Regions from separate parts of the Homo sapiens genome. Here all the other regions are linked to region 7. Evidence: chromatin loops called from intact Hi-C (ENCODE). Cell type or tissue: PC-9. All regions are shown on one strand.

The links. Hi-C counts contacts between places; a loop is a spot of excess contacts. Peaks named below come from ENCODE experiments on the same cell type or tissue, not always from the same donor. Only the 100,000 strongest peaks of a DNase experiment are listed, where the experiment ranks them.
Region 1: a loop joins it to region 7, with 6 times the contacts of the local background. A loop is called at or near these places in 27 of 110 quality-filtered maps.
Region 2: it touches region 7 in a loop (11-fold over the local background); 102 of 110 quality-filtered maps call a loop at or near these places.
Region 3: it touches region 7 in a loop (6-fold over the local background); 17 of 110 quality-filtered maps call a loop at or near these places.
Region 4: a loop joins it to region 7, with 3 times the contacts of the local background. A loop is called at or near these places in 7 of 110 quality-filtered maps.
Region 5: a loop joins it to region 7, with 2.5 times the contacts of the local background. A loop is called at or near these places in 13 of 110 quality-filtered maps.
Region 6: a loop joins it to region 7, with 14 times the contacts of the local background. A loop is called at or near these places in 24 of 110 quality-filtered maps.

The regions. Positions count from the first base shown.
Region 1 is chr6:70,518,808-70,522,807 of GRCh38, reverse strand. FAM135A (family with sequence similarity 135 member A) reads right to left here. Exons shown (of 22, transcript NM_001162529.3): 13 at 222-295. Among named protein-coding and RNA genes, the nearest start is that of SDHAF4, 46 kb to the left of the region's middle. In PC-9, CTCF peaks have their summits at 1,819 and 2,018; no DNase peak of the experiment used is centred here.
Region 2 is chr6:70,705,196-70,709,195 of GRCh38, reverse strand. The region is part of intron 1 of SMAP1 (small ArfGAP 1); the gene reads right to left. Among named protein-coding and RNA genes, the nearest start is that of SMAP1, 39 kb to the right of the region's middle. In PC-9, CTCF peaks have their summits at 2,281 and 2,483 (motif pointing left); no DNase peak of the experiment used is centred here.
Region 3 is chr6:70,219,229-70,223,228 of GRCh38, reverse strand. All of the region lies in intron 37 of COL9A1 (collagen type IX alpha 1 chain), which reads left to right. Among named protein-coding and RNA genes, the nearest start is that of COL9A1, 82 kb to the left of the region's middle. In PC-9, CTCF peaks have their summits at 1,838 and 2,038 (motif pointing left); no DNase peak of the experiment used is centred here.
Region 4 is chr6:70,367,499-70,371,498 of GRCh38, reverse strand. The region is part of intron 1 of LOC105377848 (a long non-coding RNA gene); the gene reads left to right. Among named protein-coding and RNA genes, the nearest start is that of LINC01610, 25 kb to the left of the region's middle. In PC-9, CTCF peaks have their summits at 1,753 and 1,952 (motif pointing right); a DNase peak (open chromatin) is centred at 1,998; H3K27me3 peaks cover 2,701 bases.
Region 5 is chr6:71,011,142-71,015,141 of GRCh38, reverse strand. No RefSeq gene overlaps it. Among named protein-coding and RNA genes, the nearest start is that of B3GAT2, 56 kb to the right of the region's middle. In PC-9, a CTCF peak has its summit at 2,111 (motif pointing right); no DNase peak of the experiment used is centred here.
Region 6 is chr6:70,307,930-70,311,929 of GRCh38, reverse strand. No RefSeq gene overlaps it. Among named protein-coding and RNA genes, the nearest start is that of COL9A1, 6.8 kb to the right of the region's middle. In PC-9, CTCF peaks have their summits at 1,461, 1,661 (motif pointing left), 3,519 and 3,718; a DNase peak (open chromatin) is centred at 1,689; H3K27me3 peaks cover 624 bases.
Region 7 is chr6:70,882,899-70,886,898 of GRCh38, reverse strand. All of the region lies in intron 2 of B3GAT2 (beta-1,3-glucuronyltransferase 2), which reads left to right. It overlaps LOC105377850 (a long non-coding RNA gene), which reads right to left and starts at 757. Exons shown (of 5, transcript XR_001744196.2): 1 at 715-757. In PC-9, CTCF peaks have their summits at 2,153 and 2,358 (motif pointing right); no DNase peak of the experiment used is centred here.

The DNA.
Region 1 (4,000 bases), 360 kb after region 7:
GGAATACAGTGCATTATGCTTCTTTATATGTAAAGTATGGAACTTTAATGAAGTAACTAATAAGATGAAACAATTTGATTATAGATGGGATTTCTGAAATTCAAATTCTCCTAATTTCTTATATTGTTAATACTGTATATTCTGTCACTGATAAATTCTGAGACAGGTATCTTATGTAAAAGGAAGTAATATCATTTTAATTTTGAATTTATACTACTCACTGAAGTTCCTGGTATGCAATGGCAGCTTCTCTTGGATGCTCAAAACAAAAGAATGCCTCAGAAAATCTGCGTACCTAAAAAATTCCAAAGGAGAGTATTAATAACATGACGTATTTAAAAAGTCAATCCGGCATCTTATGGTAAGGAGAGAAACTGCCTCCATTACGCCTTCCACAATCACCCGTCAGAATTAAACTTCCCTTCTCCCTCTTCAGTGTTGCCAATGTATTTTTGTACTGCATGAAATAAATCTGGAAAGCATATATAAATATAAACTATTATGATTACCACCATAGCCTTTACCACCTTTTGTCTTAAAATAAATCATCTCCCCTCCTAAAGTGTAATGTTCTTTAGAAGAGAAGCTATGGGCCAGGCGTGGTGCCTCACACCTGTAATCCCAGAACTCTGGGAGGCTGAGGTGGGTGGATTACCTGAGGTCAAGAGTTCGAGACCAGCCTGGCCAACATGGTGAAACCCTGTCTCTACTAAAAACACAAAAATTAGTGGGGCATGGTGGCAGGTGCTTGTAATCCCAGCTACTCAGGAGGCTGAGGCAGGAGAATCGCCTGAACCCAGGAGGCAGGGGTTGCAGTGAGCCAAGATGGCGCCCTTGCACTCCAGCCTGGGCGACAAGAGTGAAACTCCTGTCTCAAAAAAACAAAACAAAAAAAAGGCAAAGCTATGTTTTGATGACCTTTGCATCCCCACAAAACATGTATCTTGGCATATTACAGAATCAAGTACTTGATAAATACATGTTGAATCTAGCTGAACATTTCTTCCATTATATTTGTATTTTAACCCTTTCATTTTTAATTATGAAAGGAAAGGCTTTGTCAGCTACTGGAGCAAAATTAGGCAACAGGAGCCAGAAAAGATGTCTTATTTGGACAGTACAGGGAGGAGAAATTATATTACATCTACAATTATTTTCTAAACAAAGTAAGATCTAGGATTCTTTGGTTTTAAATGTCCAACAAATTAGAGACCTATTTTACTTGTCATCAATATCCGGCCAGGTGAATTTCTGACTTACTAAACTTGTTTCCCTAAGCAGATAAACCTGGGTCTTCAGACAAACAAGTCAATGAGGGAAGTGGGAAAAGAAGATATCAATGAGAAGGATGCATTCTGTGTCTTTACTTTCATATGTGGTCCAAATGCTTTTTTCCCCTCTCCAACATTAAAGGAAAGGTGAGAGAAAAATAACAGCCTGTCTGGCTATTAAGATGATTTCCTTTGGGGCTATAAAGCATGAAAAAAACGCATCTTTAAGTTATCTGGATTCCTGCAGTTGCAGCTGGACCTACGAAACTGGCGCTAGCTGCTTTTCCTTCTCTCTCTACCTTCTCTAAGTCCTACAATAATGATCATTTCTTGACAGTACTCTACCTCATAGTCTCCACACTAAAAACTTTATTCTAATTCTTTGACTTAAACCACATAAAAACTCAATGTCAAATTGAATGATGAAGAAAAAACAAACAAAAAAAAACCTCTAGGATGATATTATCTTCATTTAATAGGTGAGGAAACAAAGACACAAAGAGGTTAATTATTTGGCCAAGATAACATAGCTAGTAGGCGATAAACCTGTGATTCAAACGAAGATTTGAGAAACTCCAGTTCTTGTGCTCCAAACACTTACCTTTTCCTTTCTGCATTAAGACTCCTTGTTATCAGAAATCTTTCTTGTATGCACCCAAATGAAGTTCTTTCTAAATTCACTCTCAGCATAATTATCATGCTGTAGCTATTACAACTAAGGGTATTAACTGTAGTGTGTGGCCATAACTAAGGTATGACTGCCACCTGATGGCAATACAGCTAATTTTCAGGCAAAAGTTTGACAGAAAAAAATTTTTAATTTACAAATTTAAATTTCAAATATGGGGAATATATATATTACTGCTTTGTATATGTATGTATTTTGGCATGCATTTTTGATATTTATAAAAAATGAATTTTGTGTGCCCAATTAAAAAAAAACTTATTTGGCAACATCACTTATTCAAAAGCTAGGAGGAAGACAGCCAAGCATTCAAAATAAGTATTTGTTAATGCTTCACAGAGTTAAATACTCCTGTATCTGTGTTCATTCTAATAATGCTGTTCAAATTGCTAACACAGTATTTATATTACAATTCTATACATGTGCATTCAGATTAGATTCTAATCTTGAGTGCAGGGTCTATATCTGATAGATTATCTAATATCTATGCTACCTTGAAAAAAATAAGCACCTTGCAAATGTTTACTGAACAAATGTTTTTTACGTCCTTGCACTAACTCATAGCAAAATTATCATAAAATTGTTTCATTACAAAGCTGATTTATACTTACTAGTTGATACAATTGCACTTGGTTTCAGTTATTTGCTTTCCCAATCCACACCACATTAAAAGAGCAAATTAGACAAAGAAAAATGAATTACAGAGGTAAGTACACAGGCAGTTACAAGAAATGATGAGAACGTGATGAAGAAATATCCGTCCTTAAAAAAAAAGCCTAGAATTCCCCTATAAAAGATCACACAAAATAAATAAAAAATTAATACTTGAGGTCTTTTAATGGATATTCCAATATCCTGGCATTTTTAATAATATGGAATACTAGTGCATTAAAAGCTGAGCACATTAAATAAAATTCACAACTAAATTATTATCATATATATCATATCATACCTATACTAAAGTATGTTTAGTATAGGCATGCCTTGGAAATATTATGGGTTAGGGTCCAGACCACCACAATAAGGTGAATATTGCAATAAAGCAAGTCACATGAATTTTTTCAGTTTCCCAGTGTGTATAAAAGTTATGTTTACACTATACTGTAGTCTCTTAAGTGTGCAATAGCATTATACCTTTTTTAAAAAAGCCAATGTGTATACTTTAAAAATATTTTATTGTTAAAAATGCTAATGATCATCTGAGCCTTCGGCTACTTTTGCTGCTGGAAGGTCTTGCCTTGATATTGATAGCTGCTGATCAGGGTGGCTGCAGTGGCTATGGCAATTTCTTAAATTACAACAATGAAGTTTGCTGCATCAATTGACTCTTCCTTTCACAAAAGATTTCTCCTTAGCATGTGATGCAGTTTAACAGCATTTTACCCAGAGTAGAACTTCAAAATTGAGTCAATCCTCTTGACTCGCCACTGCTTTTTCAACTAAGTTTATGTAATATTCCAAATCTTTTGTTATTTCAACAATGTTCGCAGCATCTTCACCAGGAGTAGAGTCTATCTCAAGAAACCACTTTCTCTGTTCATCCATAAGAAGCAACTCTTCATCTATTCAAGTTTGATAATGAGATTGCAGCCATTCAGTCACATCTTCAGGCTCCACTTCTAATTCTAGTTCTCTTGCTATTTATACCACATTTGCAGTTATTTTCTCCACTCGTCGTGACCCCTTCAAAGTTACCTATGAGGGTTAGAATCAACCTCTTCCAAACTTCTGTTCATGTTGATATTTTGACCTCCTTCCTTGAATCATGAATGTTCTTAATGGCATCTACAACGGTGATTTTTTCCCAAAAGTTTTCCTTTTGCCCAGATCCACCAGAGGAATCACCATCTGGGGCAGCCAACACCTTACAAAATGTATTTAAGTAATAAGGTTTGAAAGTCAAAATGACTCATGCATCACATGGGCTGAAGAATAGATCGTTGTGTTAGTCCACATGGAAACATCGTTAATCTCCTTGTATATCTCCATGAGAGGTCTTGGCTGAGTAGGTGCAATATTAATGAGCAATAATATTCTGAAAGGA
Region 2 (4,000 bases), 180 kb after region 7:
GAAGACACAATGGCGGAAGTACAGTCTCTTCAACAAATGGGGTTGGGAAAACTAAATATCTAATGCAAAAGAATGAAACTGGACCCTTATACCACACACACACACACACAAAAACCTCCTTAGAAGAAAATATAGGGAAAAGCTCCTTCATACTGGTCTGGACTGATTTTCTAGATATCACAGCGAAAGCTCAAGCCACAAAAGCAAAAATAAACAAGTGGGACTACATCAAACTAAAAAGCTTCTGCAATGCAAAGGAAACAATCAACAAAATGAAAAGGCAGCCTACAGATTGGGGCAAAATATTTGCAAACCATCTCTCTGTTAAGAAATTAATATCTAAATTTTTTTTAAAACTTACTAGCAAAAAACAAAACCAAAAAAACACTTACTTAAAAACGGGCAAAGGACCTGAATAGACATTTTTCCAAAGAAGGCATAAAAATAGCCAATACATATATCAGAAAGTACTCAACATCATTAGTCATCAGATAAATGCAAATCGAAACCACTGTGTAATATCACTTCACACCTGTTAAGAAGGCTATTATCAAGAAGACAAGAGATAACAAGTGTTAGAAAGGTGTAGAGAAAAAGAAACCCTTATATACTATTGGTATGAATGTAAATTGGTACAGCTATTATGGAAAGGAGTATGCAGATTCTTCAAAAATTTAAAAATAAAATTACCATAGGCCAAGCAATTCCTCTGATTTCCCTAAAGGAAATGAAATCAGCACTTCATAGAGACATCTGGACTCCCATGTTCATTGCAGCATTTTTTCCCAATAGTTAAGATGGAAATGACCTAAGTGTTTGTCCATCAACGGATGAATGAACAAAGAAATTATGGTGTATACATACAATGGAATATAATTCGGCCTTGGGGGAAAAAGGGAGAACCCACCACTTGAGACAACAGGGATGAATCTGGGGGACATTATGGTTAGTAAAATAAGCCAGATATAGAAAGAAAAATATTGTATAATCTCACGTATATGTGAAATCTAGGGAGAAAAGTAAACAGAAACAGAGAGTAGAATGATGGTTACCAGGCGCAGGAAAGGAGAGGAAACAGGAAGAGGGAGGTCAAAGGGTACAAATTTACAGCTATGTAAGATTGCTAAGTCTAGAGATATAATGTTCAGCATAAGGACTATAGTTATACACTGCAGTGTTACTACACTGCAATATACTGAAAACTTGCTGAAAGAGTAGGTTTTAGGTACTCCTACCATGCCAAAAATGTTGACTATGGAAAGTGGTGGATATGTTGATTTGTTTGACTGTAGAAATCATTTCACTATATATGTGTATCAAAATGTCATGCTGTACAGCTTAAATACATGCAATAAAAAATAAATTTTAAAGCCTGGCCAACATGTAGACATAGTGAAACCCCATCTCTACTAAAAATATGAAAATTAGCTAGTGTGGTGGCATGCGCCTGTAGTCCCAGCTACTCAGGAGGCTGAGGCAGGAGAATCACTTGAACACAGGAGGTGGAGGTTGCAGTGAGCTAAGATCCCACTACTGCACTCCAGCTTGGGTGACAGAGTGAGACTCTGTCTCAAAAATAAATATAAATAAATAAATAAATGTTTAAAATGTGTTACATTAACAATATTAGGTTTCAGATGTCTATTTTCAAGCTTTTTTAAATGCCAAAATAGTTTGCTTTTGAAAATATGTGTTTAGTTTTCTTTTCGCAAAGGCAACAGTAAAAGACCTTTACTGTTATGTTAATTAACAGATCATGCTCTCAATAGCTTTCAGGCTGACTTTCAACATACATCAATTTTGCCTACCATTCCTTTTAGCTAAAAAAAAAGTTAATGAGGATAATATAAAAGTTTTATTTAGGATTACCAATTTAAGATTAACATCCTTTATTACTGAAATAATAAATCACATTCATGAAAAGAGAAAGAATGGACACAAGTGAATATATTCAGAGATGATGTTTATTTATTTTGTTAAACAAATCAAGCTCAAATGTTCCATGCTTATGTGATCAAAATATGACAAAATCTCATGAATCCAAATTCCAGTACATCATAATTGGAATAAAGTTACTCTAATAGTATAAAACTAACATATAACAAGAGAAACCATTAATGTCAAAAACAGCTGATACATAAAAACTATTGATAAAAATCAAAGAAAAACCCAGAATAAGGAAGGACAAACATATGTGGCAAAATACAAAACAGCTATATTCCTAATCCTAAATTTTATTCTAACATCATTCTAATGACTAATGATTAAATTCCAGAAACTATATTAAACACTGGCTTATTTGATATATCCTGGGGCTATACATTAGCAACTCATTTATTCTACTTCCTCTTTTATTCGTGAATTCTAGATCCCATTATTATTTGACCATACATTCATGCCAAAAATCTAACAATACACATAACACAAAATAATTCAGAAAATGGTGTGGGCATCTTAATTTGGATTAATAGAGAGCGCCATCTGGTGGTACAACGAAAGTTTAATATATTTTTTCATTTGTTTAAAGGCATGTATTAAATACAAATAGGGTTATGCAATTCTTAAAAATTTTTAATTATGCAAACATTTTAAGTGTACAGAAAAGCAGAGAGAAAATCTGCCAATAAAACAACCAAAAATATGAACTCACTTTACCTCTTTAACCTCTGTATAACATGATGGTTTACCAGATCATCCAGAGAGCAGCCAGATAAAAGTATAATATGCCAGTTTACTAAGGTATGTCTGTTCCATATGAAACCATGAAAAAAGACAAGTTCAAAAAATGCATTATTAACAAACACGATCTTCACTAAAAACAAGAAGTTAGTTGACTGGTTTTAACCAGTCAAGATTTTTATCTTAAGATTTTAAGATAGTTGGGGGGAAAGGACTTATTTTTACTGTAAGACTTAATTTTGTTGTTTCTCTTGTATCATATAAAACAAAAACCAGAGCAATAAACCCCAATAATAAATGTTTCTCTAAAAAAATCAAAATAGGATCCACCAACTTCGTTGTCAAAAACCTTGACATATCATGAGGCCAAAATAGGAACAGAATGATAAAGTTTGGTACCTCTCTTTCCCTTTCGGTGTTTCTAATTATCCCATTATCCAAAACTTTCTTCTCTTCCTAACCACCAAGTGCTGTCATTCTGCCCCATTCAAGCCTTCATTTCTTGGTAGAAATGCCAAACTGTCATACCTTACACAATCATAATGGACTCTGAGTTCATGAAGTAGTTACACACTAAAGGCAGTATAACAGCTCTTCTACAAAGAACTTGGGTTTGCTTTATCAATCAGACGCTTATGGCTATGGAACTGTAGACAAATTTTATAGGCCTCTCTAAACCTCAGTTTCCACACTAAAAAATAGGCAAAGTTGATCTATACCTTGTAGGGTTGGGGCCTTTGAAATTAAAGGGCGTGAAATACATAAGTACCTGGCACAATAAGAACGCTATACCTGTCACTCCCCTCCCTTTTACTGACAAGGCCATCCTGCCACTCCTTAAACACTTTAAGTAATAGAATGTTTCCTTCTTGCTGTCTACTCCAACTGTGTGCAGTTATATTTGTTAGAAAATTCTCTCTTAAACTGGCAAGAAAATGCCAAGAGTTCAATGAAAAGATCATAATGGCCCCAGCGTGGCGGCTCATACCTGTAATCCCAACAGTTTGGGAAGCTGAGGCAGAGGATCACCTAAGTCAGGAGTTTGAGACCAGCCTGGCCAACATGATGAAACCCCAGCTCTACTAAAAATACAAAAAATTAGCCAGGCATGGTGGCAGGCGCCTGTAATCCCAACTACTTGGGAGGCTGAGGCAGGAGAATCACTTGAACCCAGGAGGTGGAAGCTGCAGAGACCCAAGATCACACCACTTCACTCCAGTCTGGGCAACAGAGCAAGACTCTGTCTTAAAAAAAAAAAAAAAAATCATAATGAACTGAAATAGTTGGAGAAAATTTCATTCAAAAAACACTTCATAAATGC
Region 3 (4,000 bases), 660 kb after region 7:
TAAGGTGGATCAAGGAAAGCTGAGGGCAAAGTTGGGCCCCAGTTCAGCCCCTGCAGCTTTTTTCTCTTGCCGTTGATCAGCAGTAATATATTACTCTTCTCTAAATCAGCACCGCCCCTGATGCCCAGACCTTCCCTCCATGAAAGTCTACTTCAACTCCAAATCACAAATGCGAAGTACTGGGTAGCAGTACATCTTTTCACTGGTTAATTGTCCACTGAGGCTATACTGCTTTTTATTTCTTGGTAGAGCTTGAATGTGACTAGGAATGTGATTTCTGATCTCTCAAAAACATAATATTAATAGGACTTTAAGGCCTGATGAAACTTCAAAAGGATTCTGTGCAGTAATTTGTCTGGAACCGTCTAGATAAAAAAATTCTTTTCTTACCTAAAATAAAGAAACTGCAGAACAGCATAGTCTGCAACCTTCTTTGTTGTTCCTGTTGTTGGATTTGGGGCTCAAATCCTCCTGAATAAAAAAAAAAAAGATAGTTGGATCATTCTTTGTGCTAAGGCATTTAACATATTTTTAACGATGTAACTAATATCATCATTTTCTATCGGTTGTTAGAGTTCCTGTATTCTTTCTGGACAGTTTTAGTTCCCTGTCTCCCCTCTCCAATGCTGTATCTCTGTTTGTTCAGTGTTAAGTATTACATGCCCTGCAGGGACATAATGCTCATTGCTTGTTATGGAACACAGGTTATTATTATAACCTTTACATTGATGATCATTTTGGCTACAGTGCTTTGTTGTTTAAAAAGTACACATGCACAATCTAGTTTGTTTCTCACAGCCAGGAGTAGGCTGGGTGAATATTTAAGAAGTGCAGACATGGAGCCAGGCTGCCAGGGCTTATGCACTATTCTTTTACCTTGAAGTGCTTCAGTTTCCTCTTCAGTGAATGGGAATCACTATGCCTACCTTGTATTTAGAGCATATATGCACATGTTAATACATGTAAAGCTCTTGGAACAGTGCCTGGCATATGGCAAACAGACACTCTGACATTATTTAGTGAAATTTAACTGTTATTATTGTTGCTCCCTTTTTTTATAATATATTTGAGAAAATACAGACTCTTAAATTCATGTCCTGACAAAAGTCTGTCAGGTAATAACAAGACAGATATTCATGCTTCCTGAGTCTATGTTCCCAAAGTGGACAGAATGATTGGCTGGCTGTCTAATCATACGATTAGTTTTTCTTTGCAACCTAGACATGTGAATTGAGCATGTCCCATAATTGCTGAGTGTCTCGCTTCTTTCTCTGCCTCTCTTGCAGAGCTACGTGGATCACATTAGCAATCCCTGGAACTTTAGTCTCCCCCGCCTTCAGTTTTGTGCCACAGGTCAGCTAGTGTTATTGCTTGGTCGGTTGTCTCAAAGACTCTCTCTGCTGCCACCAAACTTGCCCATTGGGACTAGTTCCTCGTCACTCTGAGAATTTTAAAGGAACATATTTATTAATAATAAAGAGTCCTGACTTCCTCTTTGTGCACTCACTAGGGCAAAACATAAATTAAATGACAAATCATTTGAATGTGAACACTAGGAAGGTGACTTGTGAGCTAAGGTGCTTTTTGCCTCTTGGACATGGAAGTTGTAGCTGGCTTTGTGCTGGACTATGCTAGGTTATAAGAGTATTTGGTTTTCTTGTGCAAAGTCCACAGAAAGGTGAGCTTTGCTTGAGACTATTGAGTGGAAAAATACACACGCACACATTCAGTTCTGGGCTAAGTTTTTCAGTACCTAATTTTTCCATTTCCATTGCTGCAGCTGTTTTATTTGGTTGCTGGGCCTTACATAAACCAGTTTATAATTCCTTAAACATATACTGCTTTGTCAAATACCACAACATTAAGCTCAAGAAATATAAGAAACTCCTGGTACATACAAAAAGTCTACATAACCAGTGGATTAATTATGAAATACCCTATTTAATGTGAAAATTATTCACTTTTTTTGTTTTGACTGTATACACAGTCCCTTTTACGCCACAGCATGTATTAGGTGAGGGGCTGCCTCCAGAATGATCCAGCCGAGATGGGCTTCCATCAGTGTAACATGACTACCCTCTAGTGGTTTTATAGAGAATGACATAGCTATTCATTTGTTTAAAAAAAAAACGTTTAGCAATAATTTTAAATATTTTATTTTATTTTAATTGACATATAATAGTTATACATATTTATGGGATATGTAGTAATGTTTCAATAGAAATATTACATAATGACCAGATTAGGGTAATTAGTATATCCATCATCTCAAACATTTATCATTTCTTTGTATTGGGAATATTCAACATATTTATAGGTCCTTGACATTTCAGAAAACCATGTAATCATTAGGCAGTTAGTGTAAGTAATACACACATGAGGCAGGCAGAGCAGAATAACACTTTAGATGCATGTTTTCTCTTTCTGAAGAGTTACAAAGCAGTTGATAGATATTCATGAATGTAGCTGCTGGGCTAACCATTTATGCCCATTTTGTGAACCGTTATTATGAGTCAGCTTCACTTTTTGAGTGATGTGGACTGTGGACATAGTGTCACCCAACTGAGGCTCCCACATAGTTTAGAACATACATGAGAGCAAAGGCCCTGGGTCAGGGCTTTCCAGAGCCTGACAATCTGCTATGTTAAGGCTGTTTTTTTTTCTCTGGTATTTCTACAGGGCAAAACCTCAGAGAAATATCTTAGTTTCTTATGATCATTAGAGCTCTGCAAAAGTCAATACTGTGCTTTGTTTTTGTACCTCTGTCTACTTCCTGGTCAACTCAGGCCCAAGGAATTAAAAAAAATGACCACACACACACACACACACACACACACACCCTGCCACACCCCTCCACACCCTTCCACAGAGTTAAAAAAATCAATAGGTAGGAAAATACAGTTAGTGCAGTGGTTAAGGGTCCTCATTTCTGGCTATATGACTATGGACAATTATTTGACCTTCCTAACTCTCAGTTTATGCATGAGAAAAATGGGCTCAATAATGAGCATAGTGTATGCCCATGGAAAAGAGAAAGCATTCTCATTAAGCATTTGTGGTGATGATGATGATGATGATGATGATGATGACATCATCAAAAGCTCCAAAGGGTAAATTGCTGCATTTGCCAAAGGCAGAACTGGATGAGATGCATGCTTCATAAAATAAATCAAGGGTAGACAGGATGGCTTCATCGACTCTTCCTTCAGAGGATAAGCAGCAATTTGGAATAAACTCAGCAAGGTAAAAAAGAAAAAGAAAAACTTCTCCTGAAGTGTGTTGATGGGGAACCAAATGTGAAAATCTAAAAAGCTATCCTTCTGCTTTTTAATATTGTTAGTGTATTAGAGAATAAATTACTTAAAACTTAAGGTTTTTGGCTGGCTCTACAAATGTTGAAAAAAATTTGAATTAGTTGCTAACATTTAAACATTGGGAGATATTTATTTAAAGACTCAGCTTCCTGGCCTCTCTTGAAAATTATCAGAAGTTCTGGCAACACTGGCCTGTATTCCCCGATGACAGCTGTTAGCTGGAGAAGAGCTGCTGCCCGCATCCACTTTCCAGCTCACCACAGGCCTCACTCCTCCCTTTGGTCTCCCCAACACTTACGTGGAATATTAGTGGCCAAATTTCATTGCATTTGTACTTTACGTTTTCATCTGGTAAAAACAGTGGGGGAATTTCTTAATCCAGGCTTGTTTCTTTATAACATCAGGGATCAGCAAACTTTATTTGTGAAGGATCAGATTATTTGGCTATGGGCACCATATTGCAGCTATTTAACTCTGCCCTGGTACGCCAAAGCAGCCACAGACAATATGTAAACAAATGACCATGGTCGTGTTCTAATAAAACTACAAAAACAAGATTTAGCTCATGAGCTGAAGTTTGCCCACCCCTGATCTCAATGACCATCCCAGCCCCTGTGCTCATTTGGTTTTCTACCTCTTCTTTGGGCATTTCCTTCTCCTAAACTTGATTTGATTTTAAGGCACAC
Region 4 (4,000 bases), 520 kb after region 7:
TTAAAACCTAGGAATTCAAGACTTACTAATTTATTGCTAGTTTCTAACCACTTACAATTGAAGCAGGCGAGATTTTACAAAATATTTCTGGGTGCAGTGTAAACAGAAGATAATTGAATAATTTATTATTTTTTTCCAGTAATATTAACTACGTTCAATCTTAAATTCTGATATGTATGTATATCAAATATTGGTTATATTCACTGCTTTAAATTAAACTTTGAGTATAATTTTCCACATTTATATAATGATAGATCTGCATACCATGGGTTTATTTTTATGACTGATGAAATTATGTCTGTCACATTCAAAGCCAAAAATAGTCTGTCCCATTCCTTCCTTAGAATATGTAAAATCCAATATTAGTAATGTCTTTATCTACTGACATTGTAATGAAGCCATTTTTACGCTGTTTTGTAATAAGCATATTGCGTTACTCAGAATATGTCATGCTTACTTCAGAGTGATCTACTTTGATCAAATTGTCAGCATAGAAGTTGCTTTGGGTCAGCTGGTTTTATTCAGCGACAGAAAAATACTATTTTAAAAAATAAAAGTGGAACGTACCCAAGGTAAGTTTAAAGGTGAAATAAAGTACAATTATTTAAAATAGAAATGAGGTGATTTGATTGTGGACTCAGCTCACTTCTGAGTAAATGTTAACTTACTTTCAAAAAAGTTATGTCAGACATGTAGGCAACATGTTCAGTAATATCTTGGATAGGGATTTAAATAAACGCAGCTTCTGGATACTCAGCTGCAGCATTTACATTCAAATGAACCAAAATCTTATTACTGAGGATGAATTTAGAGAGGATAAGCTTAAACCTTAATCCTCAATAAATCATGCTGTTTGGAACGGACACTGGCAAACTATGAATCTTTCCATCACTTTAGAAAATAGATTAGCATATGTGCGCGTTTGTAAATTATTAATGTGTTCATTCTTAACAGGGCTGCACAGGGGTGAAGATGGGGAGGACAGTGAAAACAGCATGTTTAATGCATCATCTTCTTGTCTAAATGCCATTGATTAAGGGCTGCCATGTTTAATTATTGCTAATATTCTCCACAATCCTAAAATTATAGACTGCTAGGTGAGAACCTAAAGAAGGGAACTTAAAGAAGTCATCAAATCTGTCCCTGATATTTGTGGGTCCAGTAGCATTCTGGAGGTAAGAACCTCTTTGTTTTGTTAGGAAACCTCAACTCATGGCTACACAAACTAGCCTGGTGACTGCCATAGCAAACCCTTTGTCCATACCAAGACAATGTTCCTATTTTCACTTTTCTCTCATTTGTGTACATATTAGCTTATTCTTTGGATGTGATTAATCATCATCTCCCCAGTTTTGATAAATTTCCAGTGGAAGTTTCCTGGACATCCACACGGGAAGTAATATTCTAATTTTCTCAGAAAGACCTACACAATTTGCCCTTTTGAGGTCTAGACATCATAGTCTAGTCGCTAGAATGCCAGGGCCAGACCAGCTGGCTAAACTAACTCCAACCCAGAAATCTGTATAAATAAGGACTGTGAAAAAAAAAAGTGAAAAATGTAGGACTATAGAGAAAATGAAATGTTAGCTCTCGTAATGGAAATCTGTGACTTCCATTGAGGCTGTTGTTTGAAAATCTGTAAAGGGAAGAATTTCCCTTAGGAATGAGTATAGAAGGAAAGAAGCAGATGTCCTTGAATTGTTTGTTTGAATATGTTCTTTATTAATGAGATAAAAAGAGGAAATTCAGGAAAGGACTCACAAATGTTAACTGAGAAGTTGTGAAAAAGTCCAGGAGAGACAGCTGTCTTTGAAGCCAAACCAGAGTACAAAGCAGGAAGAGTTGTTAACAGTTCAGAGAAACATGCAGAGGCCAAAAGGGAAAGAACAGAGAAGTCACTGGTTTTGAGTACAAGATTCCTGTCCAAAAGATGGGGCCAACGTAGTCGTTACTGCTTGGCGACAGAAGGGGGCAGCAGAGAGCTGGAAGGGTGGCCCGGTTGAATCAGAAAGTCAATTCAGCAGATCAGAATGCTAGGTTGAAGCTAGGAGAGTCAGAAAGCCTCCCAGTGAGTGTTATAGAAGTGCCAGATGGGCTGATAAAGTGGTTAAGGCCTGCAGAGGAAGCTACCAGCACAGTTTTCTAGCCCTAGAAAGCCTTTCTTTAAAAGACCATTCAAATACTCACTTTAGCATGACTGGGGGATGAATGGCTCAGGTCCTAAGAAAGCAAGCAGACTAGCACTTTTTCCAGAACTTTTATCCATATTCATCTATATTAAGGGTGCAACACCATCAGTGATGTTAATAGTGGCAAATAAACTGCTGCCTTTCTATTGGTTGCTTGTGAATATCATCAGGCTTCCATATAGGCGCCTCTCATCATTCAGTATTATCTCTTTTTGAAAAATTTATTTATTTATTTCAGATGGAGTCTCACTCTGTTGCCCAGGCTCGAGTGCAGTGGTGAGATCTCAGCTCACTGCAACCTCCACCTCCGGTGGAGTGATTCTCCTGCCTAGGCTCCCAAGTAGCTGGGATTATAGGCACCTGCCACCATGCCCAGCTAATTTTTGTATTTTTAGTAGAGATGGGGTTTCACCATGTTGTCCAGGCTGGTCTCACACTCCTGAACTCAAGTGATCTGTCTGCCTCCGCCTTCCAAAGTGCTGAGAATACAGGTGTGAGGCATCATGCCCAGCCCATTCAGTATTATATCTGAATGTCATACTTGACTTTGATTTTGGCATGACTGCTGCTGAACTTCCACCTGCCTCATTTCAGAATAATTTCACAAGCAAGGCTAAATGACTTAAGTACTCCAAAAGGAATCTTTTCATTGGTTCTGGCCAATGCTTTTGTCATACTTGTTCCTGGAAGTGTGATGGACAACAGCATCATTTAGACCAAGATCAAGTCCATGCTGGTGAGCTAAGGTAGGGAAGAGGAGGGCCGTAGTGCTAGGAAAGGAGGGTTTAGCCTCTTTATATTCTGTGAAGTGCAGCACTTCTTAGCTAGATAGATTAACTATTTCATTTTGTCTGCCAGGAATGGGCAGCTGTGGCTTAATCATTGACTGAAGCCAGCGGAAGTTGAAGGCCCTGTAGGTGGTGGTTGGTTCGTTGTTGATGGATCTACTGGATGCTTATTGAGTTCTGCTAGCAGTGGTGCACTTAAACCAGCTTGTACTAACTTCTGAGAACCAATTGTTAGCATCTCCATTATACCACAGTGGTAGCTTGAAATCAGCCACAGAAGCATACTTACACTATAGAAACTGGAAAACCCTACAGATGAGCTCCCTGTTCCATTCCTTCCCTGCATACTGGCTGTTAAACATTTGCCAGCACACCACTGGCTATGCAACAAGTACAATGCTAGACCCCTATTCTGTCATTGGCAGAGATAATAGTATTACCTCATTCTTTTTATGTCTTCTCTTGTTTTTTTCTTATTAGAACATTCAAAGATGTTCAGTATTATAAACTATTGAAGTGAAAAATTACCATTTTCCCACCTGCCCTCCGACCTTATAGTCATTGGATGTTGTGTGTGTATGTGTGTTCCTGAAGGCCCTACTTCTAATATGAGGCCAAACAGTTTGAATCTGGTGTGAGAGCTGGCTGTGTGGCACACAGGCAACTTCAAACAAAGTCGATTAGTGGACAAGAAATCTAGTGTTGACTTTGCCCTTAGTTAATTTGGGTGAGACAAATCTTCACCAAGACATAGTTACTTAGAGGGGCTTTGTCTAGCAAACTCCACTTATTTCTGCTCTAAAATTCTGAATTACATATCTAATTTTCTTTTGGACTGTCAAGTATCTATATACTTAGGGAGAGTATCAGTCATCATCTCTAAATAATTTGCTCCAAGCCTCCATTTATACTAAATCACTTTTTGTTCTCCCAAACATGCTATGTTAAGACTCTGGGCCTTTGCATTGAACGTTCCCTTTTATGGAATGTCCTGCCCTCCCTTCTGTCCATCTGACAAAATCC
Region 5 (4,000 bases), 130 kb before region 7:
TACCAAACTCTTAATATTTATTACCAGTCCTAGCAGAGTTGTCACTCCTCCTTGAAGCCTTCCCTACCCACCACCACCCCCCTCTAAAATAGTGGTAGACAAACCATCAGTATCACCTGGAGCTTGTTAGAAATGCAAATTCTCAGAACCCACCGAAGACCTACTGAAGCCAAACCTCTGGGCGTGGTCACAGCAATCGGTAGTTTAACAAACCCTGCAGGTGATTCTAATGCACGTTTGTGTTTGAGAACTACTGCTCTAAAGACTATTTATCAGCTATTTCTCTTCATACTAATGGTAATTACCCAAGTTTCTTCTCCATTACTTAAGAAGAAGTATCTCACATGCAGGAAGCTTGTCTTACTCATCTTAGTTACTTCAGTGTCTGAAACATAGAAGTCTATCAATCGCTCTGCAAATCAAATCCGAAATAAATAAGTTGGGGAAGGGGCTGTGATGGGGAGATATTGGTCAAAGAATACAAAATTTCAGTTGGGATGAATAAATTCTGGAGATCTATTGTACAGTATGGTGACTATAAACAATAATAACATATACTTTTAAAAATATTATATACTTGAAAACTGCTGAGAGATTATCTTAAATGTTCTCACCACAAAACATAACTCCGTGAGATAATATATATGTGAATTAGCTTGATCAATCATTTCACAACATACACATATTTCAAAACATTACATTGTACATTGTAAATATATACAAGTTTTATTTGTCAATTATACCTCACTAAAGCTGGGAAATTTTTTAAATAAATTTTTTACCTAAAATTGAAGAACTCCTGTTATCATACTCCTGGCTTTTTACAGTCCTATCTATAACATTAAAATTTTTTAAACTATAGTTTTTCCTCATGTCCCTTCCCTAACTTGCCAGATTCTCCAGATGTCAATCCTTCCAGAGTTGGATGGTTCTTGTCCCCACAGAACAGAGTGTGAAATCCCAATAATCAACCCAGCATGGCAGGCAGCCTCCAACACCAGTTTTTCTTCCTTTGACAATGGACCCTGTGCAGCAAGCTTTTAGGAACCAGCTTTAGTCCAAGTGCCTGAAGCACTTTATACTCATTCATCTGAAATTGCTGGTTATAGGACAATTTCACAGACACAGACACACACACACACACACACACACACACCCCTTGTTGAAGGCCCAAGTAAATATTTAGCATTATCAATAAGGATAATCCCATTAAAGTGAAATAAGAGAAAAATGTTAATGGCTAAACTGAATATATTTGGTTATTGTTTCTCTTTTGAGAAATATATCTCGTGCCATAATGGTATTTTAGTGTAACTCTAAAGTGTGTTTATACAAAATTAGAGAAACTTTGGTTCCACTTTGTGGCAGCACCATAATGTCTATGTCACATGATGCCAACTATTAAATATTAATACAAAGGCAGGGATTTAATGTCTGTTTCCCCTAGAGGAGTGCCTGGTACGAGGTAGGCTGTTGATAATATTTGTTGATTATTGATTTTTTTATTGGTCCTAATAACTGAATTTTTAGTTAAGCCAAAAAATGCACACAGTATAAATATACAGTTTTCACATTATTTTTGTCTAAAAGGAGCTAATGACTAGCTCCATTTTGAACTACAAAATGCAAATTAGTTTCATGTTTTGTTTAAAATTCCTCAGTCTCCTCTAGCTGTCCCTCTGGAGAGTTCAGGTTCTTCCCATCATTTAATGATCTGTTTACTGAAGCCAAGGGCAGAGTTGCTAGTGGTTAACTTCCCAAAACACTGGTTGTTAATAGTAACAGCTGATACGCTGTTGTCTGGCTGCAGCTGTGCTGGGAAATCAATAGTTCTTTGTTGATTAATAACTGATTTCTCCACTGATCAAAATGCACAGATCAATGCACTGCTCCATCTGGTTGCAGCCTCCACCCCCGCTTCCTCCCCAAATAATGGATGCCTCAGCCAAACTGTAGCACCCATTCCTGCCATCCAATTCATGTTTCATTCTGCTCAGAATATGACTGGGATACCCTACGATGAACAAGAAGGTTGGGCCATACCCGAAATTTGGCTTTCAAATTTTATAGCCAGTTATCTGTGCACTACCCCTGCTTCCTGTCCACTAGATGGTGCTACAGACCTGTGTTTGTAACAGTTCACTAGGCTTTGAGAAAGATTGAAAACTGTAGACAGGTGAAATGCTGTGGAATGTTTAAAATCTATGAACGTTAATTCTTTAAACATTCTGGTCTGTGCATGTGTCTTGGCAGGCACTTTAATAAAAAGTCCATCTAAATGAATGGAAATTCACAACTTGCCCATTTATTTATTACACCTGGCAGCCTGGGGCATACACAATTTCAGGGCAAGCACCTCCTGGCACCTCTGTAAACAATATAAAGCAGCTGTTTACTCAGTGCATAACAATTAATGTGCTCCCTAAAGGGTAGAATTTATGACACTGAATACATAAGAGAATGCTTTGTGATCTCCCAAGACACTGCTCAGTAAAATCAGTGGGTTGTCATATCTCAGGTTCATTAATTGCTCTACGGATCCTAATACCCGGTAGAGAAATCAGAGTAGGAATTTAGCCAGTGAGCTTTTGTGTTTCCAGTAATCACCTTTCAGTCAAGATTGAGGGTCAAATTCATGGAGGAATCCAGTTTTTCAAGGAAACCTTGGCTTTTTTTTTTTTTTTTTTTAACTATGAAAGAACTTCCCTTCTGGTTATTTCTATACCAGTTCTACTGCTGGGGGGATGGGGAGCTAGTAGTAAATATGGCTCATTTGGAAAGTGATCTGAATCCTCTTTTGTAAAAAGGCTAATTTTGTTGTTCTATTGTGTTCTTTCCCTTTGTGGCACTGAAGACCTCTCAGCAATAACATAAATCAAGCAGATTTGGCTTGGAGGCAGCCATCAGCTTCCTGTCCTTGTGACAAAATGGACTTAACCTCATTTGCAATCGACCACCCCCTTTTCACTGATTTTGAATTGTTTGGTTAACTCACTTTGGGAAGGAGTATCAATAATTCAGCATTAGCCAGTTGGCATGTCACCCTGACAGATGGAAACAGCTACAGTGCTATTGATTCAGTTACTCCCTCTCAGGGGGCAGTGGTGAGATTCCACCCACCCTCACTCCCCCATCTCCTGTCTATGGGATTAGTGAGAGAATAGCAAATGGTTCCAACACAGTCACTAAACCCTGTCCAAGACCTCCTGACTACAGCCAAATATGCAAATTTCCCAGGATGTTTTCACATCAGAAAAAAAATGAAGAAGCAAGAGCAAAGGGGGCTGAACAAGGCACCGGAGAAGAGAACTGAGCACCTGGGGGTCAGCAAGAGGTGACCCAGAAAAAAAGCCAAGCCAGGGACCAGCCCCCCTGCTCCTGATTCAGCCCCCCTCCCAGACACATCAGCAAAGGACGGGAGGGAGAAGGAAGCGTGTGTGTCTGTGTGTGTGTGTGTGTGTGTGTGTGTGTGTGCATAAAACAGAGAAAGAGAAGGGGACAGAGACAGGCAGATAGATAGAAAAAGAAGAAAGAGATGGTAAAATTGTGGAGGTTTGGTTGTATACCATGTTTGTTTGGGACTGTGTAATTGTTGGCTTCCCTATTCCTCAGGTTTGTCAGCGGCTGTCACTAAGCACAGTTTAGGAAGGTGAGGGACGGTCAATAGTGATCTAGTCTGGTATTACATAGCTTATGGTTAAAGGCCTTAGTCAAGGAATGCACAACAAAAATGTTTGCTTTGTGTCTATAGTTGAAATAAACCTGTTTTATGTTTATGCTGTCTTTGGATTCATAAAAATTTAGAATTCCATAAAGACTTTGGAGTCTTTATGGAATTAGGACATACAAATTAGGACATCAGTAAGATGGCCAACTAGAAGCTCCTAGCACTCTTCCACACACACAAAACAGAACAAAACAATGAATAAATAACTACATTTTGACTAAAATAGCTAAAAGAGAGCACTAGGGAATAGGAAAAATCCAGCAGGAATCCTAT
Region 6 (4,000 bases), 570 kb after region 7:
TTAATAGCGAGTTGTCTCTGGGTGGTGAGACTATGTTTTTTTCTCTTTCTTCTATTTCTGTATTTTCCACTTTTCCAAAATGTTCGTATATTACTTCTTTAACATTTAATTTTTGTGGGTATGTAATAGGTATATATATTTATGGGGTATATGAGATATTTTGATACATGCATACAATAAGTACTAATCATAGGGTAAATGGGGTATCCATAATTTCAAGCACTTATCCTTTGTGTTACAAACAATCCAGTTGTACTCTTTTAGTTATTTTAAAATGTGCAATTAAATTATTATTGACTATAGTCATCCTGTTTTATTACCAAATATATATCTTACTTTTAAATACAATACATGTTACCAAATACATATATTACTTTTCCATATAATATTTTAAAATGAAGAAACCAATTATATACATGTATACACACATTTATGTATATATACACATATGTATACATATACATATGTGTGGTGTGTATGTGTGTGTGTGTATATACATATATATATATATATGTATATACACATATGTCCCCAAAAGGGGACTAATCAGTAGGCATCGGTCCTCCTGTATGCAGTGTTTTGTAAATAGCTGTTTGACTGGTTCACCAGTGATTACTGGAGTTGCCTTTTATTTGTATCTGTTCAGGAGTCAGTCAGTAGATTTGTCACATATAACCATGAACTCATACAGGTCTCTTCACCTGTTTCTTCACCAGGAAAACAGGAGAGTCACATCTGTCCTGCTGGATTGTTGCGAGGTACAAATGAGACTGTGATGAGAAATGTTCTTGAAAAACCATATAGTATTATGAGAGGGAAAGTATTATTGATGAGAAGAGCTTGAAGGACTTATCAAGGGCAGTATTACAGGAGGAAGAATCATAAAAGTGTAGCAAACAGACAAAGATGTGCATATGGAAGGGAGAAGGGGGCTTTCAATTGATTTACCTTGCTATCTATAATGGGTTTTTTGAGTAGTTGTATATTGTCTAGGATAGTTTTTAGTATTTAGCACAGCCACACTCTTCTAAGATCTAAATGAACCACCATTTACTGGACAGATTGGGGTTGAATCAAAGAAGAAAGCAGAGGAGAGTGAGTTATAAGAAAAATTGTAGCTAAAATTTATTGAGTGCCAGGTACTGTTTTTGGCTCTAGTTTGATCCTTATAGTATACCTATAAGGTAAGTGCTTTCATTACTCATTTTTACAGATAAATAAGATGAGTCAGAAAGGTTAATTACCTCTCCATGGTCTCCCAGCTAGAAAGTGGTAGAGCTGAGATTTGAACCTAAGCAATCTGGTTCCAGAGCCCACATTCTTAACCTTGAGTTTGGCTCTGTTTAGTTATAAGGCTGAAATTGGTGGTGGTTAGTGAGGTCAGAGTGGATGGCTCATCTATGAAGGCAGAGTTAATTTTAATCTTTCGTTTAGTGTCTTTCTCCTTCAGTAGGCTCTCATGAACCTCAGGGTGCATTGTATTTGCACATTTTTTTGAGAGGAACCCTAAAAAGAAGTCAATTACAATACTTCAATTTATACATATGGAAAATAACCAAGAATGAAATATTTTCTTAAAATCAAAGTTATCTACTTGAAGACTGGAAATCAAATTCGTCTTTGATGCCTTAGCTTAGGTTTCAAATTTCAGGATTATACTGCCACCTAGTGCAGAGAAAACATTTTCCCAGCATGTGAAAGCTAGTAAATGCATATGAAACTTCATAGATGCAACCTAAAACAAGGTATATTTAAAGTTTATTTCATAAAAGAGAACGAGGTATTTGAGAAGCAATGACCTTTTTACATTTTATTGGTAAAGGTTAACGTGCAATTCAGGTACACACTTTTATTAGTAGTAGTAGGTTGTTAAAGGACAATAGTGCAGAAGAGAAGGCTTAGGTTTCTATACTTCATTCTGCCATGTAAATTTCCTTAATTAATGTCTAGTAAGGAAATCAATACAATTTCCTTTCATGAGATCAAAAGTTCTCAGTAGGAGTTATGGGTTCAACTGATAATTATTTTAAAATTTTATTAAACAAATACTCATACACTTACAGTCTACAAGTCAATGCCAATTGTAACAAAGGAGAGGTAGCCTAACGGTGTTGAAAACATGACCTATATGGGCAGCACTTCTCAGTGGATCAGCAGGAGATTGGCATCACCTGGGAGCTTGCTAGAAATGCAAATTCTCAGACTGATCTTCAATATCCTGAACCAGAACCTCTGGGGGTAATGCCCAGGAGTATGTTTTTAACAAGCCATGAAATTGTGGTAAGAAATGGTCTTGGAAAACCATAGAGCATTATGAAAGGGAAGGTATTATTGATGAGACAAGATTCAGGGCTTTACAGTAGGTAAAGAAACATACTGATTGGGCCAATAAGTGTGTTTCATTGAAGGGAGCAAAAGAGGCTTAGGACATGAATCAGCTGCTGTAGACCTAAGACTCACAAGGCAGCAAATGCAGCAACAGCTCCTGGAAGCACGTGTGCTATGGAGGGGAATTGATTTTTCTCCTCCTTGGGGAGATGGAAATGCTCATACTTTAGAGAGAGCAAAAGTAATATGCTGAAAAGCTTAGGAGTGGGGGAATTTTACATTAAATGACCTGTTTTTGTATTAATGTTCTATGGTGAGAACACATTTGTTTGTGAGTGATTTCAGAGAAAAAACGGCCATGGGCTCTATGTGCTTGCTATAGATGATTAGGCTACAATTACAAGTATTGGGCCAAAATAAGAAGATTAAAAATAGAGCTTTGATTATGGTGAAATTTCTTTACAGTAAAACTGAACCCAATGTAAAACTGTGGGAGTCCTAGTTTTAGCAACTCTAATTGTTAATCAGCCTCTCAGCCAGAGATTTCTGTGATAAATTTCAGGCTCTAGCTGTGACTAATTTGCAGCATCCTCACACAACTGGTAGGTGCCATTAGGCATCTTGGGTCTTTTATTTTAAAGTAAAGATAGATGGAATAAAGCTTAAAATTAAATACCATTAGGAAGCTAGTTTTAAAAATACTTCTTCTTTAATTTAACCTATGAACTCATTAAATATGGGGGTTGTGGTATGTTTAATTAAAACTCTCAATTTACAGCTACTTCAAAAGAATGTTTTAAAAAATATATATAGTCATGTTAAAACTAAGGAACTTGCCCTACTATTCTATGAGTTTCATGGGGCATCCCAACTATTGTGCCCATACCAGGAAACAAGGGGAAAGAGATCCTTTGGCACTTCTAGTGTCTACTCTTTTCTAATCGAATGTTTTTTAAGCCATGAGTTGTAACCCATCAGTTGGTCCTGAAATGTACTCACTGATTTGGTTATCATCACTCAAAAATGAAATATAATAAAACAGAAAATAGAATATATTACATTTATTTATTTATTTTTTAACTAAGAAAACATAATTTTAATCATGGTAAACTTTGTTCAATTCCTGTGTCCACTGTGCACATTCTTCAAAACTGTTTTGGTTTTGTTATTAATTTCCTTTGAAATTTTTCTCATGCAAGACTTTCAGAATCTTGTTTACACACATGCACACACACACATAATTAGGATAGCAAAATGTTCATAGATGCTGTAAAGTTGTGTGAATTCTATTTTTAAAATAAAAAAATGTACATATTACTATAAAAATAACTTCTCCCCCTTGTGGCAAAAATTGAAAATACATTCTACTGGAGAACTGTAAGAGAGGCACTTAGGTATTATTCCTTATAAAATATTTTCACATAACTTCATGTGAATCCCCCATGTTATCCTCTAAATGGTACACAGTATTTACAAACAATATGCTTAGAGGTAGCTTCACAGTTTTCTTTACATCCAGCATTGTCCAGACTCTATTTGGATATTTTCTATAGCAAAAAGCTAAAGGTTATTTATTTTTCTAAAAACAGGGACTCACTATGTTGCCCAGAGTGGTCTTGAACTCCTAGGTTCAAGTGTTCTTCCCACCTCAGCCTCCCAAGTAGCTGGGAAG
Region 7 (4,000 bases):
TGTCCCAACAACTTATAGAACCACAGGGACAGGTGGCAGAGTGTTGGGGCAATAGGCAGCCTGCCACTCAGTTTTTAATCTATTTCTAGAACATGGTGCAGTCTAGAGACTTGCAGGGATTTGATGCCCACAGTACTGTGTCTGGTCCTGTCTGCATGTGCTGTGGCCAGGGCTGTGCTGGGTAGAGGTGGGCGTGTGGGGCAAGGAGCACATGTGCATCTGTGTGCTCATACTCAGGGTGCTTGCTCTGGAGCAGCTGGTAGTGGGGTCAGGTGGGGTGGACGTGGAGAGGGAGGGCTCTGCAGAGGCCTTTCAGGGCTGAAGGGGAAGTGGGGAGACGGGTTTCCAGGCCTCTGTCCACCTCAATTCTAGCAGCTCTGCATTTACATATTGGAGATCCCCTCAAGATTTCAATGGAATAAAACATTCATTCCAGGACTAAAAATTTTGAAAACCTGAAGTTTTCCTTTCTATCAGGATGTCCAGCAGACTCAATAATTATATATTGTTTGCTTAGCATTTACCAAGCATCAGGCATTTGGAAGCATTCTGTGTTCTTTCTTCATGAATCCTCACTTAGCTGTGCAAGGGATATGCTAGTTTTATTATCCCCACTTACATATAAGGAGCCCGAGGCCTAGGTATGCTAAGTGAGTTGTCTGGGATTCAGAGTCAGGTCAGTGTGTCTACAGAGATGGTCTCCAACTCACCCACCTACAGCCAAGTCACTGAGTTCTTGGTCTCTGAGCCTGCAGAACAGTTTCTTGGTTTCTTCATCTGCAGAACAGGGAAAATGAAATTTTTCACAAAATCAGACATCACGTGCAAAGCAGCCAGGAGTAGAACATTGTAGACACTTGGTGAATGTCACTCTTAACCAAGAAACAAGACTGTGCCTTTGGGTTCAGCTGGCTCACACATTTATTTTGATGAATTAGGTCAGTGTTTTGTTTGATTATCACAGTGGTGAGGTCCATGCAGGTAGCTGTAGGGTGGAAGAATCACTCATCCTTGGGTCCTGCTCTGACACATACAGGCTGTGCAGCCTGAAGATCTAGGGGAATATCTGTTTCTTCCTAATACCTGTAGATTAGGGATCATTGCTTCTTCCTAATACCTGTAGATTAGGGATCATTGCACCAGCTTTCTGGGTTGTGTTGAGGTTGAAGTAAAACGAATACATACAGAAGTTCCTGCTGTTCTGTGAATATTTGAATCTGCACCCACTTGTAGCTTTGTGAGATCACTCTTAACGGTAGTATTTAAGAACATTTGAACTCCGCTGTGGGCTCATGATGAACTTCATTTCTCTTCTGGCGGGTGGACCTGTGCTCATTATCATTCAATGAATTGGCTCAGCATGCAGGATGGCATGCTGAGATAAACGCTAGCCCTTACTTTAGATTAAATACCCCCAAAAGAGAGTGATCAACAGGAGAAAATCGAAGCCAAAAAAGATCATTAAAGAGTTGTTTAGGAGCAGATACGTGTTCATTGTTAAAATTTCCCAGCTGAAAATCTAAACAAACAGCACTTGAGCTTTCAGAAGAAAATGCCATTTGTAACATTGAGATTTGCAAGGCATTTGGTGCCATGTGAGTGCCGCTTGCCCCTGTAGGTGAGTCTATGTAGACCACGAGACAAGTATTCAATATGCAAATTCCTGATGGCACATAGGGAAGGATTTAAAAGAATGATTCTCATGCTTTCTAATCAAGTCACAAGGGGGCAAATGTCCTTTTTCACCACCTCGACTTTCCTAAGAGTCCCTAGGAGAGCATCTGTAGGTAATAGTTTTCATCTAGAATCTGTTAAATAGGTATTATTTATTTTACTCATGTAAATAGTTAGGATTAAGGGTTGTTGCCCTGCACTGCTAACGTGGGGGCCGGGGTGCAGACCACTTCTCTCTTTGGCATGCAGGTTGTTTGCTGTGACTACTACACATTTTTCTGCACTGGCTTCAGAAGTTAAGCCTTGCAGGCATTCTTCCTGGGCTCCCTGAGCAGCTGTAATCACCCTGACCCCAAACACTCTGCACATCAGTTCACCTCAATTTTAAATCCCTCAGGCCAACCGCTGTGGTCAGTCGGCATTGCCCTAAGCTGATGGGCCTGATTAAACCAAGAGTGGCACACACTGCCCTCCAGCCTAGGATATGCAATGTCACTTTTCTTCTCACGTTTGCCTAGCTAATTTCCAGTTACTCTTCCAGACTCATTGATGAGGCAGGAATCGCTTTTTCTGGGAAGTTTTTCCTGATTTTCCATCACACGTGGATGCCCCTTTCTACCTTTTCCCCTAGAATCCTTGGCTTATGCAGTTATGAATATTTCCACAAGGTGGCGCTCATGTCAGTGTCCTCCCTGCCCCTGGCCGCCTTGCTAGCCCGGGAGTACACTAGGAGGGCGCTCGGGTCTGCCTGCATCTCCAGGCCGGGCACAGTCTCTGATGGTAATAGCTTGAACAAATGTTTGCTGAATTCATGAATTTTAACATGTTTTCCTTTTCTAGTGTAAGGATTATCAAAATTAAGATTTAAAGCTTCTCGCTTCTGAGACAACATTGCCATTATTTAATGGTGGAGGTGTAAAGGGGGATGCCGAGCTGTATACTCCAGAGCTCTCTGAGGAGGGTCTAATTCAGCGGGTCTCCCCATGGCTTCGCATCAAAATGGCAAGGGGCTTTGAAAAAACACCCACACTTGAGCTCCACCTAGGAGCAAAGAGACCATATAGTCTCTGAGGGTGAGGCCTGGTATTTGTGTGGTTGCGGGTTTTTTTTGTTTTTTTTTTTTTTTTTTGAGTCTTGAGGTGATCCCGAAGTGCACCCAGGAGTAAGAGAGGCGGGCGAAAGTGATCAGAAGCGACTCCTATTTCCTTCCTGTGGCTCGTTATCGTCTCTCAGTGGTCACAGTCCTTTCCCAGGCCACCCCCTGTGTCCATCTCAGGTGGGATAACCTCATGACAGAGTTTGGGAACGCTCAATAGAGTCACTTCCATAGAAAATACGTCTTCCATTGCTCAAGCAAGAAGAGAATTTGAGCATAGGACAGGAATATTTTAATCATAATAACTGAAAAACACCAGCAACAATATAAACAAAAAGATTGCCTGTATTCATTGGGAATGCAAGTTTTATCTGTGTTTTGATTGTGGTGAAATATACGTAACATAAAATTTACCATTTTAACCATTTTGAAGTGGACAGTTCAGTGGTATTCAATTCATTCACATTGTTGTGCAACCATAACCACTGTCCAACTCCACACCTTTTCCATCACTGAACCAAAATTCTATGCTCACTAAACAATAACTCCTGACTTGCCCCTCCCCTCAGCCCCTGGTTACCACAATTCTACTTTCTGTCTCGATTAATTAGACTATTCTAGGTACCTCATATAAGTGGAATCATATTTGTCCCTTTTTTTTTTTTTTTGCTTATTGAGCATAATATCTTTAAGGTTCATTCATATTATATTATGTATCAGAATTTCATTCCTTTTTAAGGCTACTAATATTCCATTGTTACGTATAGTCCACATTTCGTTTATCCATGCATACAGCCATGGACGTTTGGGTTGTTTCCACCTTTTGGCTACTGTGAATAATGTTGCTATAAACATTGGTGCACAGATATCTGTTCGAGTCCCTGCTTTAGATTCTTTTGGATGTCCAAAGTAGAACTGTTGGATCACAGGTAATTTTTTGTTTGAATTTTTTGAAGAATCACCATACTATTTTCTACAGCAGCTGCATCATTTTACACTCTCCACAGCAATGCAGGAAGGTTCCAGATTCTCCATATCCTCACTAATACTTATTTGCTTCTGTTTTGTTGTATTAGTTTTTTTAATAATAGCCACCTAATGGGGATGAAGTGGTATCTCATTCTGGTTTTGATTTGCACTTCATGTGCTTCGTGGCCATTTGTACTTCCTTCTTAGAGAAATGTCTATTCAAGTCCTTTATACATTTCTATAAAATGTTTATGTATTTAT